2 separate regions of the Homo sapiens genome follow, and region 2 is linked to region 1. Evidence: chromatin contacts called from ENCODE Hi-C or POLR2A ChIA-PET data. All regions are on one chromosome and are shown on one strand. Each heading gives the region's core, a stretch centred on a gene start or an enhancer-like site at or near the end of the contact. The rest is flanking DNA. Distances are from core to core; before and after follow the strand shown. Region 1 overlaps PRKCH (protein kinase C eta). Region 2 overlaps PRKCH (protein kinase C eta).

Region 1 (4,147 bases), core at 581-3,080:
TACGTTTCCTCATTTGTCATGGCTACATAAGGGCTTGCATCTTGAGCTCTTTTTTGTTCATTTCATTTGTTATCCCTCAATTTCTGGCACAGGGCATGGCAATATTTCTTTTTTCTTGTCTTCATTTCTGTTTTATTTCTAGCAACTGAGCCAACATTTGTCTGCAGGAATTCATGGTGGGGAGTAAGTGATGAGAAGATGGGTGGAAACACAGTATCATTTATTGACTAAAGAGCAGTGTCACTTTAATTTAATTTTAAAATGTAAATTAATGCATATACATAAAAAGGACACTTTTAGCTGTTCTAAAATGATTACAGTGAATGCTAAATCCTCTTCATACCCTTGTCCCCAGTCTCTCAATTCCTCTTCCTCAAGACATGTCCTTATATGTCCTTCCAGAAATGGTCTATGCATATGCAAGCTCTGCATTTGAATGTCTCCTGTTGAAAAACAAATGGTGGTATATTATCTACCTGAAGAACAGAGATTTTTTCCTAAGTCTTTAGAGAGATGAAATCTAAATCCTTAAAGAAAGGTAGTAGGTAGGCAATCTTTTCTTTTCTTTTCTTTTCTTTTCTTTTTTTTTTTTTTTTTCCGAGATGGAGTCTCACTCTCACTCAGGCAGGAGTGCAATGGCATGGTCTTCACTCACTGCAACCTCCACCTCCCAGGTTCAAGTGATTCTCCTACCTCAGCCTCTTGAGTAGCTGGGACTATAGCACATGCCACCACACCCGGCTAATTTTTGTATTTTTAGTAGAGACGGGTGTCACTATGTTGGCCAGGCTGGTCGCAAACTCCTGACCTCGTGATCCGCACACCCCAGCCTTCCAAAGTGCTGGGATTACAGACATGAGCCACCATGCCCATTCAATCTTTTCTTTTATCAGAAGGGTCTATGGGTGACAGTTCAAGTCCTGGAAATAATTCTGCTATCTCTTGTTGGAGAAAGTGCTGGTTTTTTCAGATCAGGCAACAGGCTTATAAACGTTTATTGCAGTTACAAGCTACAAAGAAAGATTTCTTTCCAGCACTACTGCTCCAGGTAGAGCAGTTGCACCAGTCATTATTTATAACTGGATTAAAGAGTAGCAGCACATACTTCTACCGTGGTTATAGAGTGCCTTCTGTTGTACAGAGTGGACTGCTTATTCACCAGGGAGTTCTCAAACACCTTTCTCTATGGGCGCTGTCCCAAATAATGTCAAGAGAGAAAAAATTAAAAATGAGCTCCTGCCCTCTAAGAACAGATGGGAGCAGCCCCAAATCTTGCAAATGAAGCAAGAGGGGGTATTCAGTCTTTAATCCAAGCAGCTAGAAGCTTGCCTTTCCCAAGTTCACCGAGTGAGGATTTTAACACTCCTTTGACAAAGAAATGGGGCCGAGCAGCAGAGGAAGGCAGGTGACACTGAGTCATGGAATTCACCCTTTCGAGCCCTTCCTGGGGGATGTGTGGCTCTTGGGTTGGTTCTTGAAGGAAAGGAATGAATGTAAGAGAGGAAGGGAAGCAGGCTTTTTTTTTTTTTTTTTTTTTGACTCCTACACAGAAGGTGGAATTGAGAAAAATATACTGTGGCGGTGAAATCAACTTACAAAACTGAGGAGGAAAATTTTGACAAAAGCAAACCCAAAATCTGATTACTGTGGGGCTGTCCATTTTATTGCTGCACCAAGGAGCAGGGTAGATACTATTTTGGCCTAAAGAACACTGAAATTTTGTTTTCTCATTTGCAAATAGACAGGTTCAAACCCGTCAGAGGCCGTAACTGAGTTTCCCTGTGACTGATTTGTATGTGTGTTAGTGGTTTTTTTTTTTTTTTTCCTGTAAGAATCTGGTTGAGTAATTCAGAAGGTTAAAAAACAACCAAACAGAAATAAGTGAGAAAAGTTAACTGAGGTCTGCCACATATGCCGGGAAGGTGCCCACAGACTGGCAGAATCTGTGCAGTCTTTGTCTGTTTCTGCCTATGCAAATACTAAGCCACGCTCAACAGAGCTTGAGCGTTGTATCTGTTCAACTGCCATTTAAGAAATAGGACTCTGTTCTCAACAGCTTATTCCTTGGGGTTTCAGAATGTAAAATATGAAGTGTGTATAATCACAGGCCAGGTTCCCAGCATTTCTCGGCATTTCAGCTTTGGCAGGAGGAATGGGAAAAACTGAAGTTTTTATGTCCAGGAAGGCTGAGTGTAATCTTTGTTCTGTGGCACTGGGAAAGGAAGTGAATCTGTTACAAAGCGCTTTACCTCTGAAGCATGTCTCAGGGGCAGCTGTGCTTTGTGCCATGTATTCTGTTTTCATAAAAAGAAAGAGGTAGAGTCGAGGGCTTACCATGCAGAGTATTTTCACAGTATCTCACTTGATATATCATCCAGGGAAAGTGACCTGTGTTATACTTTGTGTTTTAAGATATAACTCTAGAATCAAAAACTTACCAGAGAAGCTCAAGATACTTTACTTTGCAAGAATTAATTCTCAAGATAAAAACTCATCAGAGTTCAAGATAAGAAGGGTTCAATTAACAACACATTTTAAATGGAAGAATTATTTAAAAAATTGTTTTAACTTTGAATGAGCTTAGATTAACTTACCTGTTGCAGAGGTAGGTCAGACCCCATGTCATCATTTGCCCAGAAAAGTCCCAGTTTGCTCCCATAATCCCCCTTCATGACCCATTTTACTCTCAGAGGCCCATTTTGTTTATTGGGTTTTTTTTTCTTGAGAGAGTCTCGCTCTGTTGCCCAGACTGGAGTGCAGTGGTGCGATCTCGGCTCACTGCAACCTCCACCTCCTGGGTTCAAGCCATTTTCCTGCTTCAGCCTCCTGAGTAGCTGGGATTACAGGTGCTCACCACCACCCCCGGCTAATTTTTGTTATTTTTAGTAGAGATGGGGTCTCACTATATTGGCCAGGCAGGTCTTGAACTCCTGAATTTAAGTCATCTACTCACCTCGGCCTCCCAAAGTGCTGGGATTACAGGCATGAGCCACCGCACCCAGCCGTCTGAGGCCCATTTTGGGCGGTACACTGCATGGTCATCATACAAAGAGGTGTCTGCATTTCTACTTTTTTTTCTTTAAGATGGTAGAACCAAACAAAAAAGGGTGTTTTTACAAATTGAGAGGGGTCCCTCTGTAGGAGGGGAATTTCTCCAGCATTTTCCTTTGATGGAGTATTCTCCTCTCGTTCAGAAATAGGAAATTTAGTAACTAAAGCATTAAGAACAGATTTATTTTTTAACATCAGTCACTACCTTAGTTTCAGAGACACACTGGGGGAAATTGCCTTTCCCTTACGCCTCTTGTTTTATGTCCTTTATATGAGATGTTAATATATTTACATGAGGTATAAATTTGTCTGTAACTTTATAGGTTTGTATTCATTTATTAATCCATCCATCCATTCATTTACTCATTCAACAAATGTTAATTGAGACCTATTTTTTGCCTGGAGATATAATAGTGACCACAATAGGCCTGCTCCCTGCCCACAGGAAGCAGGCATTCTAGTGTAAGCACACAAACAAGTAAAAGTAATTACCAATTGTGAAAGTTACATGGAAGGAAATAAGTGAGCTTTTATTTGTGGTTTTATTTCATAGAGCTGAAGGAAGTGAAGAGACAGATACCTCTCTCCCCACTTCTTTCATTGCTGAATGTCTGAAGTATTTCTTACTCCATTGGACTACTATGACAGAACACTATCGATTGGGTGGCTTGTAAACAACAGAAAATTATTTCTCAGTGCTCTAAAGGCTGGAAAGTGCAAGGTCAAGGTACCAGCAGATTTGGTGTCGGGTGAGGGCCTGTTTCTTGGTTCACGGATAGCTGCCTTCTCACTGAGACTTCACATGGTGGAAGCCGTGAGAGAGCTCTCTAGGATTTGTCTTTTCTTTTCTTTTCTTTTCTTTTTTTTTTTTTTTTTTTTTTTTTTTTTGAGGTGGAGTCTTGCTCTATCGCCCACTGCAACCTCCACCTACCGGCTTCAAGCAATTCTCCTGCCTCAGCCTCCTGAGTAGCTGGGATTACAGGCATGTGCCACCACGCCTGGCCAATTTTGTATTTTTAGTAGAGATGGGGTTTCTGCATGTTGGTCAGGCTAATCTCGAACTCCCGACCTCAGGTGATCCACCCGCCTTGGCCTG
Region 2 (4,147 bases), core at 467-2,966, 110 kb before region 1:
TAGATAAGCAGGCAAGCTGGTTATGGTGGCACATGCCTATAGTCCTAGCTACTTGGGAGGCTGAGGCAGGAGAATCGCTTGAGGCTGGGAGTTCAAGGCTGCAGTGAGCTATGATTGTGCCACTGCACTCCAGCCTGGGAGACAGTGAGACCCTGTCTCAAAAAAAAAAAAAAAGAGAAAAAATGCTAAATAATGATGCCATAGACTTTTCAGATTGGAAGAGTGAGGCTCAGTGTGGTAAAGGACCTTGCCCAGGGTCCAGAACCAGCTGTGACAGAATCAGACTAGAGTTCTTGGCCTGGTCTAGTAGGGGGGCTCTTTCCACTGTACCATGTGACTATTTGCAGCTTATTTTAAATTTAATATTTGACCAAAAATGGTCATTCGTATCTCTAGTGAAACTTCTCTATATGCCAGTCTTCCTCTTCAGATGAAAGGTCAAAGGCAGAAATGGAGCCACAGCCAAAGAAAGAGAAAAATAAAATAAAAATGGAGCCATGGGCAGAATCTGAAAAGATTTATTTAAGGACAATTGTAAATTCATGTATTTGAGTCCACAAGAGCCTCACAATGCAAGGCTTAGAGGTGTTCATGGATAGTGAAGTTAGCATCCGGTAGGAAGAGGGGAGTCCGCCCACCTAAGCTAGTGGTGATCAGAACAGAGCCAGAGGTGCTGTTCATCCTGGGCGCCATGCTGTATGGGGTCTTTCGGAAACTGGACTATATGCAGAGGACGACACCATATGAAAAGACTTCAAGCTGCATTGCTTGCAGAATGCATGTCTTGATATTTCAGCTGATAGGTAACTTCAAGGTATGTTGATACTCCCGTGACTAATTAAGAGTAGCAGTCCGACACAGTGTCTCACGCCTGTAATCCCAGCACTTTGGGAGGCTGAGGCGGGAGGATCATTTGAAGTCAGGAGTTCGAGACCAGCCTGGCCAACATGGTGAAACCCCATCTCTACTAAAAAATACAAAAACAGATCAGATGTGGTGGCACACGCCTGTAATCCCAGCTACTCAGGAGACTGAGGCAGAATTGCTTGAACCTAGGAGATGGAGGTTGCAGTGAGCTGAGATCATGCCACTGCACTCCAGCCTGGGCAACAAAGTGAAACTACCTCTCTCTCTCAAAAAAAAAAGAGTAGTGAATGCAAGGCTCCTAAACTTCCTTCCCTAGTGCTTCCTTAAGATTGACCAGACTTTGGTGGAAATATGTAGCAGAGACTCTTTATACTTTTTACTCCATAAAACTAAAGATTTGCAGTTGACCAAGCCACATGTGTTCATTACCTTGTATGTTGCCGTTATTTCTCTATTTCATATTCTTGCCATGTGGTTTAGTAAAATGCTGCTCTTATAAGCCATATGCATAAGATATGGAGGTCTCAAAAACAATTACCAAGTATGTGGATGTGCCTGTCTATATTATGACAAGCCAAAAATGGGAGAGAATAAAATTCAAGAGGAAGGAAACTGATAAAATGTGGTTTCTTTTCAGTCTTTACAGTTTTTTGAGCTTTCACTTGTTTCCCTGCCACTCTACTATTTAATGAAAGACTTAGATTTATTTGATTTGTGGCTGTGATTTACACATTAGGCCTCTCTGTGATGAATTGTTTAAGGCCCACAAAAATATTTTAAAACTAACATATAATATACATTTTTTTTTCTCTTTGTAGGTGGATCTCGAGCCAGAGGGGAAAGTATTTGTGGTAATAACCCTTACCGGGAGTTTCACTGAAGGTAAGAATGAGTTTTGGGTAGTTTCCAGAATACATGTAATCTTGGTTTACACTCAGTAGGAATTTCTATCATGGACATTATAAAAAAGAGCATGTTGTAAGAGATGCTTAAAAAATCACTTTCATAAGTTGGGCTGGCTAGTATTTTGTTGCCCAGTGGTCTATTGGTTCAGGTTGCCAAATTAAATATATTTGCTAAATCTGGCAATCTCACGTTTCATTTAACACACTCAATGAGTTTTTGTTTTTAGCCAGTGTCATCGTAGCTGAATGGTTTTTGCGTCTTTTTGGTTCATGACTGTGGAACTCTACGTCTTTGGTTTTGTGCCATCTTTTAGTTTGCCTGTGAATGTCTATGAAAGAAATTTAGGGATCCAGTTATCTTCTTTATAATCTCTATCTCATTTGTGACCTGTAAGGGATTCTGTTCTTCATCTGTGGCTACCGTACTCCCTACTCCCCCATCCAATATTTTTTTTACTTGAGGTAAAATTTATATGGGGGTGAAATGATAGATCAGAAGTGAACAATTTGAATTTTGACAAATGCATACAACTGCATAACCAGCACCCCAATCCAAGATACAGGACATTTCCATTATTGTGAACATTTCCCTGTACCCTTTTTCAATCCCCTGCTCCCAGAGGCAATAAGTAAAGTGCTTTATTTCACCACAGGTTAGTTTTACCTACCCTAGAAGTTCATATACATGGAATTATACAGTATATTCTCTTTTATGTCTGGTTTCTTTCACTCAGCATAGTTTTTAGAAGATTCATATCATTGTGTATATCAGTATTTTTTTCATTTTATTTCTGAGTAGTAGTATCCCATTATATAAATGTAGCATCCATTTGTTTACCCATTCTCCTCTTGGTGGACTTTTGGGGTTTTTCCTATTGTTGTCTATTATGAATAATGCTTTTATTAACCTTCTTACACATAAATTTTTCTGGACATAACACTTTCATTTATCTTGGATAATTATATAGGAGTGGAATTGCTGGGTAATAAAGTAGGTGTGTGTGTAACTTCAGAAGAAACTTCCAGATGGTTTCCAAAGTGGTTTTATTATACTCCCACCAGCAATGCATGAGAGTTCCAATTACTTCATATCCTCATTAACACTTTCTATGGCCATTGCTTTTCATCGTAGACATTCTAGTGGGTATGAAATTATATCCTGTGGGTAAATTTGCATTTCCCTGATGGTGAGTACTTTCTCACATGCTTATTGGTCATTTGTTTGTTTATTTGATAATTTCCAGTTCCAGTCTTTTGTCCTGTTTTCTAAAATTGGATTTGTCTTTCTATTATTGATTTAGAGGAGTTCTTTGTTTTCTGGATATGAGTCCTTTGTGAGAAATAGGTATTGTGATTACTTTTTCCCAGTCTGTGGCTTGCCTTTTCATTTTCTTAATGGTGTCTTTGAGCAAAAGTTTTAAATTTCTATGAAGTTCAATTTGTTAATCTCATCTTTTGTAGTTCATATGTTTTATGTCTTCAGAGATCTCTCTGTCATAGGATCACTAAGATATTCTCCTGTTTCTTTTTTTGTTTTTTTTTTTTAAGAAGCAAATAGTTTTAGGTTTTATGTTTAGGTCTGTATGCCTTCTTAAATTGATATTTGTGTGTGATGTTACAGAGGAGTTGAAACATTTTTTTTCAATACACGAATGCAGTTGTTCTAGCACCATTTATTAAAAGTCTCCCCTGGCCCCTTGAATCACCCTGGAACCTTTGTTGAAAATCAATTGACCATATAATGTGGGTCTGTTTCTGGATTATCTGTTCTGTCCTGTTGATCTGTTTGTCCATCTGATCTCTCTTTCTTTTCTCTACATTATGCCAGTATTACACTGTCTCATTACTGTTGCTTTATAGTGAGTCTTATGGTTACATAGTATGAGCCCTCCAACTCCGTTCTTTTTTGTATGTTTAAGGTTATTTTAGCTATTCTCAGTATTTTGCAATTTGATATCAGTTTTAGAGTCAGCTTATATATTTCCAGACAAAATCCTGCTGTATTTTGAATTGAAATTGTGTTGGATCTATAGATCAGTTTGAGGGGAATTAACATCTTAACAATCTTGAGTATCTTTAAACCCATCTGTAGTCAAATTAGTCAATTCTGTAGTCCGTGGACATGGTCTTTGCTCGTAAGGCATAGCCAGTGTGAGGTTTCAGTAGAAATCCCAAGGTGTTTTAAGCCCATTAATTTTATGTCACTCAAGCTTCTAACTCTTTCTCCTATGGGTGGGAAACAGCTGAAATCTCAGTTCCTATCTTTCAGCATCCTAGCTCTTGCTCCTGTCTGGACCTCTTAGAGTTTCCCTTGCACATGCACAGTTTAGGAAGATGTGAGGGCTTGAAGAGTTTACATATGTGGAGGTTCTTCT

What was found. A loop is a pair of places that touch in the nucleus more often than their neighbours do. ChIA-PET counts read pairs that join two places held with the same protein, here RNA polymerase II (POLR2A). Pooled maps may share reads with other maps.
Region 2: a loop to region 1 is called in a pooled map, with 5 times the contacts of the local background. The contact joins two enhancer-like sites. A Hi-C loop is called at or near these places in 1 of 37 single-sample maps with no recorded cell type and 7 of 50 pooled maps. POLR2A ChIA-PET finds 5 or more read pairs at or near these places in 7 of 52 experiments (CD4-positive, alpha-beta T cell, GM12878, RWPE1 and 4 more).

Annotation. Positions count from the first base shown.
Region 1 is chr14:61,501,486-61,505,632 of GRCh38, forward strand. All of the region lies in intron 10 of PRKCH (protein kinase C eta), which reads left to right. Among named protein-coding and RNA genes, the nearest start is that of PRKCH-AS2, 42 kb to the right of the region's middle. Within about 2 kb of position 1,831, at least 9 of the 41 ENCODE cell types and tissues checked have a DNase peak (open chromatin) inside an H3K27ac peak, as active enhancers do; they include CD4-positive, alpha-beta T cell, where a contact is called at or near this core.
Region 2 is chr14:61,389,540-61,393,686 of GRCh38, forward strand. PRKCH (protein kinase C eta) reads left to right here. Exons shown (of 14, transcript NM_006255.5): 2 at 1,686-1,749. Among named protein-coding and RNA genes, the nearest start is that of PRKCH-AS1, 69 kb to the left of the region's middle. Within about 2 kb of position 1,717, at least 4 of the 41 ENCODE cell types and tissues checked have a DNase peak (open chromatin) inside an H3K27ac peak, as active enhancers do; they include CD4-positive, alpha-beta T cell, where a contact is called at or near this core.